Linked DNA regions of Homo sapiens: region 2 is linked to region 1. Evidence: chromatin contacts called from ENCODE Hi-C or POLR2A ChIA-PET data. All regions are on one chromosome and are shown on one strand. Each heading gives the region's core, a stretch centred on a gene start or an enhancer-like site at or near the end of the contact. The rest is flanking DNA. Distances are from core to core; before and after follow the strand shown.

The links. Hi-C counts contacts between places; a loop is a spot of excess contacts on that map. ChIA-PET counts read pairs that join two places held with the same protein, here RNA polymerase II (POLR2A). Pooled maps may share reads with other maps.
Region 2: a loop to region 1 is called in a map of naive thymus-derived CD4-positive, alpha-beta T cell, with 5 times the contacts of the local background. The contact joins two enhancer-like sites. A Hi-C loop is called at or near these places in 2 of 168 maps with a recorded cell type or tissue (GM12878 and naive thymus-derived CD4-positive, alpha-beta T cell), 8 of 37 single-sample maps with no recorded cell type and 13 of 50 pooled maps. POLR2A ChIA-PET finds 5 or more read pairs at or near these places in 7 of 52 experiments (B cell, BJ, T-cell and 4 more).

What each region holds. Positions count from the first base shown.
Region 1 is chr1:235,997,504-236,001,862 of GRCh38, forward strand. All of the region lies in intron 12 of NID1 (nidogen 1), which reads right to left. Among named protein-coding and RNA genes, the nearest start is that of LINC02768, 27 kb to the left of the region's middle. RefSeq lists enhancers at 1,723-2,922, 1,824-1,873, 1,914-1,983, 3,949-4,359. Within about 2 kb of position 2,033, at least 13 of the 41 ENCODE cell types and tissues checked have a DNase peak (open chromatin) inside an H3K27ac peak, as active enhancers do; they include GM12878, where a contact is called at or near this core.
Region 2 is chr1:235,886,356-235,890,714 of GRCh38, forward strand. No RefSeq gene overlaps it. Among named protein-coding and RNA genes, the nearest start is that of LYST, 22 kb to the left of the region's middle. Within about 2 kb of position 1,861, at least 5 of the 41 ENCODE cell types and tissues checked have a DNase peak (open chromatin) inside an H3K27ac peak, as active enhancers do; they include GM12878, where a contact is called at or near this core.

The DNA.
Region 1 (4,359 bases), core at 783-3,282:
TTAATAATAAAAAATATACTGTAATCACATAGACTAGAATATTATATATTTCTCAGAATTTTGCACCTGGGAATGTTTTTGACTCTCAGTTCCATTACTTTTTTTTTTTTTTTTTTTTTAAATTAGAGTCTCACTCTGTCTTGCACAGGCTGGAGTGAAGTGGCCTGATCTCAGCTCACTGCAACCTCTGCCTCCTGGGTTCAAGCAGTTCTCCTGTCTCAGCCTCCTGAGTAGCTGAGACTACAGGTGCCCACCACCATGTCTGGCTAATTTTGAATTTTTTTGGTAGAGACGGGGTTTCACTATGTTGGCCAGGCTGGTCTCGAACTCCTGACCTCAGGTGATCCACCCACCTCGGCCTCCCAAAGTGCTGGGATTACAGGTATGAGCCACCATGCCTGGCCTCAGTTCCATTACTTCTGGTGTCACCTTGTACATGTCAATGATACAGATTAAGCTGTGCCTCCTGCAGCAGTGGAACAGGGATGGCAGTAATAACAGATCTCACAGGACTGTTTGAGGAGTCAGTGGGAGGTGACGAGACAAGGCACACAGAGACATTTCGAGCTCTGCACCCAGATGTTCATTTGCGACTGGATCCTCGCAAAGCAGACACAGTGACATTCCATAAGTGTGTTGCCAGTGAATATTTGAAGTACCTTTGTCTGTGTTGCCAGTTCTCATGTTGGTTTGCTTAACGTGGTTGCTCCCTTGGTGAGAAGCAGTTAGCATGCCAGAAAAGTATTTGTTGAACCCAGCAAGACAAAACCATGCATGCTTTTCTTTTGTCCCAGAGGCTAATTAATATAAAAAACAAAACAAAACATTTGAAGTAGGAAGCACCAAACAAAGATACAAGCAAGCCATCTGGTTAGAATAAAAAATGTCTGGCTGGGCACGTTGGTTCACGCCTGTAATCCCAGCACTTTGGGAGGCCGAGGTGGGTGGATCACCTGAGGTCAGGAGTTTGAGACCAGCCTGGCCAACATGGAGAAACCCCGTCTGTACTAAAAGTACAAAAACTAGCTGGGTGTGGTGGCGGGTGCCTGTAATCCCAGCTACTCGGGAGGCTGAGGCTGGAGAATCATTTGAACCCAGGAGGCAGAGGTTGCAGTGAGCCAAGATTGTGACATTGCACTCCAGCCTGGACGACAAGAGCAAAACTCTGTCTCAAAAAAAAAAAATCTGGTTTTGTTCACTCTTGAATGTAAAACGTGTTTACTTCCACAAAATTTTACGTTGGCATAGGGTTTTAGAGTTTTCATATAAGCTGTTTCCATTCACAGATATGTTTCATTTGATTCTCATTGCAATCCTATGTGATAAGCAACTGCAGTTTTTACACCAAATGAGAAAACTGAAACTCAGAGAAGTTGAGACTCCTTCAGGCCACAGCACTGGTTGGTGGCTCAGAGACTCCTTCAGGCCACAGCACTGGTTGGTGGCTCAGTTCTAACGAGAACCTAGGTCTCTGGGTTTGTGGTCTAGCCCCGCCCTTCTGGTCTGGCATCTGGCGTCCACATTGCCAGTGCTTAGACGGCTCCCTCACATTGAACCTGTTACGACAACAGCGATGTACACACAGTACCTTAGCTCATTCACCAAAATTACCTGTGCATCCAGAGCCCCATTTTCCTACCAATCACATCTGCATGTGGTGGTGCTTTTCCAGTTAGAAAACAAAACTGGTGTCCTGTGTGCTGTCAACCAAACAAAACTTTTCATGCAGTAAGCGTTGTTCCATTTTATGTGGCCGACAGAGTTGTGTTAACAAAGTATTTGGTCAGCATAGAAAATCTCAAGGGCTCTAGAATTTACAGTGGAACTTTGAAGTACTGTATCTTGAACTTGTAAAAAGGAGGGGGAACCTCAACTGTACTCAGGAAATAGAATCTCAAGTGAGTTTATAAAAAGCTGTGATCTCGGTGGACTTTCTGGGCCAGCAGACAGTGGGAGCAGCCCAGGGGCTCTAGGGAGAGTCCCCTGCTGAGTGTCCCTGGCCCCCATGGGAAACTTTCCATTAAAGGCCTGGTGGATGGGGTGGGGGTAGTGGGGATGCTAAAGACGCATTTCCTGAGCTTGTTTCTGGTTGATACATTGATGACTCAGACAAGCGTCTTCTTACTCATCTAGTTCGAGCTGCTAGGGAAGAAAGCATTCAAGACCTGATACTTATCTGAGGAGTGGCAGGAAGTCTGGGGTGACTTTTCTCAAGGTGGGGGGACAAAGAGAATGAGAGGAAAATGAAACAGAGTGTAAACCAAAAATAAAATTCCAAGTCCGCCTACCATCGGAATGGACCCCTCCTCTCAGCCGAGGGCATTCCAAAGTCAACCTATGAAACTACTTCAGGCCATGAGAGGAAGGGGAGGGTTGGCCACGTCTCATTACCATTAACATCAACATGGACCTTAAGACTGAAAGAACAGGCCGGGCCCTGTGGCTCTCGCCTGTAATCCCAGCGCTTTGGGAGGCTGAGGCGGGTGGATCACTTGAGGTCAGGAGTTTGAGACCAGCCTGGCCAATGTGGTGAGACCCCATCTCTACTAAAAATACAAAAATTAGCTGGGCGTGGTGATGGGCGCCTGTAATCCTAGCTATTTGGGAGGCTGAGGCACGAGAATCTCTTGAACCCAGGGAGTGGAGGTTGCAGTGAGCTGAGATTGCGCCACTGCACTCCAGCCTGGGTGACAGAGCGAGACTCTATCTCAATTAAAACAACAACAACAACAACAGCAACAACAAAACCTGGCAGAACAGACTCTTTAAGTCTGATAAGAAACATCTACAATCTGTTCTCTCTGAAGCCGCCTACCTGGAGGCTTCATCTGCATGACTAAACCTTGGTCTCCACAAGCCCTTATCATAACCCAGACATTCCTTTCTATTGGTTCCAGGTTTTTAGATAATAACTCAACCAATTGACAATCAGAAAATCTTTGAATCTGCCTATGACCTGGAAGCTCTCCCTCCTACACTTGGCTCCCAGTTGTCCCACCTTTCTGGACCAAACCAACATACATCTTACCTGTATTGATTGATGTCTTATGTCTCCCTAAGATCTATAAAACCAAGCTGTAGCCTGACCACCTTGGGCATACGACATCAGGACCTCCTGAGGCTGTGTCACAGGCATCTCCTTAACTTGGGCAAAATAAATTGTTAAATTGATTGAGACCTGTCTCAGATACTTTTTGGTTTACAAGAAGGAGAACTAAGAAGAAAGTACATTCTTGACCTTGGATTTGCATTCCATTCCCTTGCTTGATTAAATTGGTTTCTCTGTGTTCATTCAAATAAATGACAATTGTAGCCTCTCATATACTCAATAGAGTGGAGAGAGGGGAGGTGCTCACAGATGTCAAGACTCTCTGGAAAGAGACGACATGCAACCGTGGGAGAACCCATGGGCTACTCAGAATGGAACTTGTTTGGGAAGGTGCTATTTATTCAGCATCTTCCTGCACAGAGTCCACGCCCCACTACAGAGGCAGCTACTCCCAGGGCCTACACGGGTTCTGAGCATGCACCTCTGGGACACACATCTCTGGACAAGGTCACTCAGGTGCAGTGAACAGTCCCTGGTCTCTGCTGGCTTTGAGATTTTTTTTTTTTTTTTTTGGAGACAGAATATCACTGTCGCCCGGCCTGGAGTGAAGTGGTGCAATCTCAGCTTACCGCAACCTCTGCCTCCCGGGTTCAAGCGATTCTCCTGCCTCAGTCTCCCAAGTAGCTGGGATTACAGGCGCCTGCCACTGCGCCCAGCTAATTTTCTGTATTTTTAGTAGAGACGGGGTTTCATGATGTTGGCCAGGCTGGTCTCGAACTCCTGACCTCGTGATTCACCCGCCTCGGCCTCCCAAAGTGCTGGGATTACAGGCTTGAGCCACCACGCCCAGCCTGGCTTTGAGATTTTGCTGGCTTATAGCCCCATCTCATTCACTGCCAAATAGACACTTGTTAGTCCAAGCAAGACTGCCAAATTTCCAAGAAGGAGAATTTACAAGTCAAGGGGGCAATGTCCATCTGACATGGTCTTCATCCTCATGTTCCTAGGGGCCACTAAGAACAACACTACTAATAATAGTGATAGCAACAGCAATAACGGTGATAACAGCTTTCTTTACTTATGAACTCTCTTCATGTCCCTTCCCAACATTTACCCCCATTCTCACAGGGCTAGAGAGGAAGACGAATGGCCAGGGAGGGGCACTGAACTCGCAGTTAGGAAAAGGCAAACAAAGAAGGGAAAACAGAAAGGTCGTAAACCAGCATGGAAGAGAGCTTGCACTCCTCCTCTGTGTGCAGTCTCTTCTGTCACAGTGTGAAACTGCATTGTTGAGTTTCATCACACCTGTT
Region 2 (4,359 bases), core at 611-3,110, 110 kb before region 1:
CCGATTCCAAAACTAGGGTAATTTAAGATAAAAAATACACTAGGGGCTCTGTAAATGGGGTGAATATAACAAATTGCCTGAGATGAGCCAATTATCTGGGCTCTGAATTTGGCCTAGATTGCTGGTAATCAAGGCAAAAAGAAAAATAAGGTGGATAATATAGGTCTGACTGCCCCCACCATGTTTATTTGTTAAAGAAACATTTATAGGCCAGGTGCAGTGGCTCACGCCTGTAATCCCAGCACTTTGGGAGGCCGAGGTGGGTGGATCACCTGAGGTTGGGAGTTCAAGACCAGCCTGACCAACATGGAGAAACCCCCGTCTCTACTAAAAATACAAAATTAGCCGGGCGCTGTGGCGCATGCCTATAATTCCAGCTACTCTGGAGGCTGAGGCAGGAGAATTGCTTGAACCTGGGAGGTGGAGGTTGCAGTGAGTGGAGATCGTGCCATTGCACTCAAGCCTGGGCAACAAGAGTGAAACTCCATCTCAAAAAAAAAAAAAAGAAATATTTATAAATTTACCCAAATTTTACTTGGCATTCTATTCAAGGAGGAAAAAAGCATTTGTCTCCTAAAGAGTTACTGTATTCCTTTAAAAATATCCACAGGCAAACATAGTAACTCATTAAATATTATAGCCTACTCACAGGGTGTCTGCCATTCTTATTAGAGAAGAGAGAATGGCATATTAAAAATATGTCAGAAGTTATGGGAAGTTGTGAAGTGGAAGACAGACTTCAAGTTGTGATCCTTCACAAGGCTTCATTCTATGCTTGGCTGTTTGGGAGAGTTCAGAAATCAGCTCAATATGAAAGATATAAGAGCAACTGTCCAGCTGAGGTGGTACATACCACACTAATTTATGGAGAGGACTGAAAAAGTCAATTAAGCTCCTAAAATTCCTTCATCATTGCTAAGAAGCATTGACAAGCTAAGATATAAAGTTGGGAGATGGACTAAATACACAGGATGGCAGAATAAGACTAGACAAGTCTTGAAGGGTTAAAGAGATGAGATCATTCTAACATGGCATTTAGTAGAGGTCAGTGCCATGTCAGGCCCTGCCGTTGAGTCGAAAACATCAATGGTTTGAGTAAAGAATAGGTGGGAGGTATTTTGCAGCACTTGTGGGAAAAGGTGTTCAGGGTTTTAGTTGAAAGCAAGCTCCATATGAGGCCACATTGTGATGGTTGCAGTCCTTCATCCACCTTTTACCTACCTATCAAAAAATAAAGGAAACAGTGGGCTGGATGGTTTCTTCTTAGGGTAAATCCTCTCTTTGGTTGGGGCTGCTGTTGTTGTCCAGGTAAATACCTTTGCAAGCCAACATGCTTCCCATTTAACCCTGGGTTTTACCCATCCCAGCTGTCTCATAGAGGCCTGACTTGCACCTTTCTGTTCCCTGCCCTGCCCAAGCAGTCATTTGATGCCCCGCTTTAGAATAAAGGAAGTGATAAACTCTCTCTAGGCCATGCTGCTTGGACTTTGCCAGGGGTATTTCATTCCGCTTAGAGTACCACTCTTATAAGTATTGTACAGAAATTAACTCATTCAGAGAGTACCTAGGATAAGGAGTCTTAAAACTGAGTCATAGGAGGAACAGTTAAAAAACAGCAGGCTGGCCATGGTGGCTCATGCCAGTAATCTCAGCACTTTGGAAGGCTTAAGCAGGAGAATCACTTGAGGCCTTGAGTTTGAGACCAGCCTGGGCAACATAGCAAGACCTTGTCTCTACCAAAAAAAAAAAAAAAAAAAAAAAAAAAATTAAAGCCCAAAGCTTTCTCTAGAAGACAAAAGACAGGGAGACAAGAAAGCTGTCTTCCGAGGCCTGAGGGCTGTCACAAAGCAGACAGATTCATGTTATCTCTGTGGCCACGAGAGGTAAAGGCAGCACAGGGAGACCTCAGAGCATTTCAGCCCTAGAAGGAAGCCGCACAGAAGTGAGTCTGTAGGTGTTAGAAGGCAGCTGTGCTACACTAACTTTCAGATCCCTCCAACCTACCATCCTTGAGGTTCTTACGAATGTTGAAGTAATCTCGATTCTCGGAACTACCATCCCTCCTCCTCACCACCCCCCACACCCTAGAACCCTTTCTTGCTATAAAAAGGCCATTCCTTAGAAAGTTAAACATAGAATTACCATATGATCCAGTAATTCCACTTCTGGGGATGTACTCAAAAGAATCGAAAGTAGAATCTCAAATAGATACTTGTACAGTAATGTCTAAAGCAGCGTTATTCACAGTAGTCAAAAGGTGGAAGCAACCCCAGTGTCCCTCAGTGGATTAATATAACAAAATGTGAGGTATCCATATCATAGAATATTATCCAACCTTAAAAAGAGAAGAGATTCTGAGACATGCTGCAACATGAATAAACACTGAGGATGTTATGATAAGTAAAACATGCCTGTCACAAAAGGATGAATATTGTATGATTATACTTATATGAGGTACCTGGAGGAGTCAAATTAATAGAGACAGGAAGTAGAATGGTGGTTGCCAGGGGCTGCTGGGAGAAGGGGATGGGGAGTTGTTTAGTGGGTACAAAGTTTCCGTTTGGGAAGAGGAGAAAGTCTGGAGATGGATAGTGGTGAGGTTTGCACAAGAATGTGAATATACTTAATGACACCGAACTGTGCACTTAAAAATGGTTACATTGTGACCAGGTGCGGTGGCTCACACCTGTAATCCCAGCACTTTGGGAGGCCAAGGCAGGTGGATCACCTGAGGTCAGGAGTTTGAGACCAGCCTGACCAACATGGTAAAACCCCGTCTCTATTAAAAATACAAAAATTAGCTGGGCATGGTGGTGTGTGCCTGTAATCCCAGCTACTCGGGAGGCTGAGACAGGAGAATTGCTTTTACCCGGGAGGCAGAGGTTGCAGTGAGCTGAGATTGCACCATTGCACTTCAGCCTGGGCAACAGAGCGAGACTCCATCTCACAAAACAACAACAAAAAAAGGCTGGGCGCGGTGGTTCACGCCTGTAATCCCAACACTTTGGGAGGCCGAGGCGGTTGGATCACCTGAGGTCAGGAGTTCAAGACCAGCCTGGCCAACATCATGAAGCCCTGTCTCTACTAAAAATACAACCATTAGCCAGGCATGGTGGCGGGCACCTGTAATTCCAGTTACTCGGTAGGCTGAGATGGGAGAATCACTTGATCCTAGGAGGCAGAGGTTGCAGTGAGCCAAAACTGCTCCATTGCACTCCAGCCTGAGTGACAGGGCAAAACTCTGGCTCAAAACAGAAAAGCAAACAAACAACAACAACAACAAACAGCAAAAAAAAAAAAAAAAAAAAAAAAAAAAAGATGGGGTGGTTCCCCTCCAGTGGCTCACACCTGTAATCCCAGCACTTTGGAAGGTCGAGGCAGGCAGAATGCTTGAGCCCAGGAGTTTGACACTAGCCTGGGCAACTTGGTGAAACCCTGTCTTTACAAAAAAGTACAAAAATTAGCCTGGTGTGGTAGCCCATGCCTGCAGTTCCAGCTACTTGGGAGGGTGAGGTGGGAGGATCACCTGAGCCTGGGGAGGTCGAAGCTACAGTGAGCCGTGATGGCACACCGCTGCACTCCATCCTGGGCAACAGAGTGAGACCTTGTTTCAAAAAAATAAATAAAAGGCTGGACGTGGTGGCTCAGGCCTGTGATCCCAGCACTTTGGGAGGCCAAGGTGGGAGGATCACCTGAGGTCAGGAGTTCGAGACCAGCCTGGCCAGCATGATGAAACCCCGTCTCTACTAAAAATGCAAAAATTAGCCAGGCATGGTGGTGCATGCCTGTAAGCCCAGCTATGTGGGAGGCTGAGGCAGGAGAATCACTTGAACGCAGGAGGCGGAGGTTGCAGTGAGCCGAGATCGGGACACTGCACTCCAGCCTGGGCGACAGAGTGAGACTCTATCTCAATCAAGTGATAAATAAATAAATAAATAAATAAATAAATAAATAAATAAAAAAGTGAAGTGTGGGAGGGATTGCTCGGTACTCAGCATCAAGGATGAAAGCTGACTGCAGCCATTGTCCCAGTTGAGTTCAGTGGACTTTTCAGTGCAGCCCCGGGATGAAAAGTTCTTCCAGGCTCCTGTACTGTGCATGCTCTTAAGGACAGAAAGCGTTTTCTTTGCATCTAGACCCACTTACCCCCTGCCCCTCTGCTCAGTGCTTGTAGCTCTCTCTACACTGTTATTTCATCTTTTCATCCCTGCTAAATCTTTGCCCTGAAAAATGCAGCTCCCTTGATCTGAACAAATGCTGTGCCCCACTCTGGCCCTGAGTCCCCCATTAGAGCATCTGGAGGAGATACCGAACCACTTTCCATGTTTTCTTTCTTCCTTCATACTAAACACACTTTCC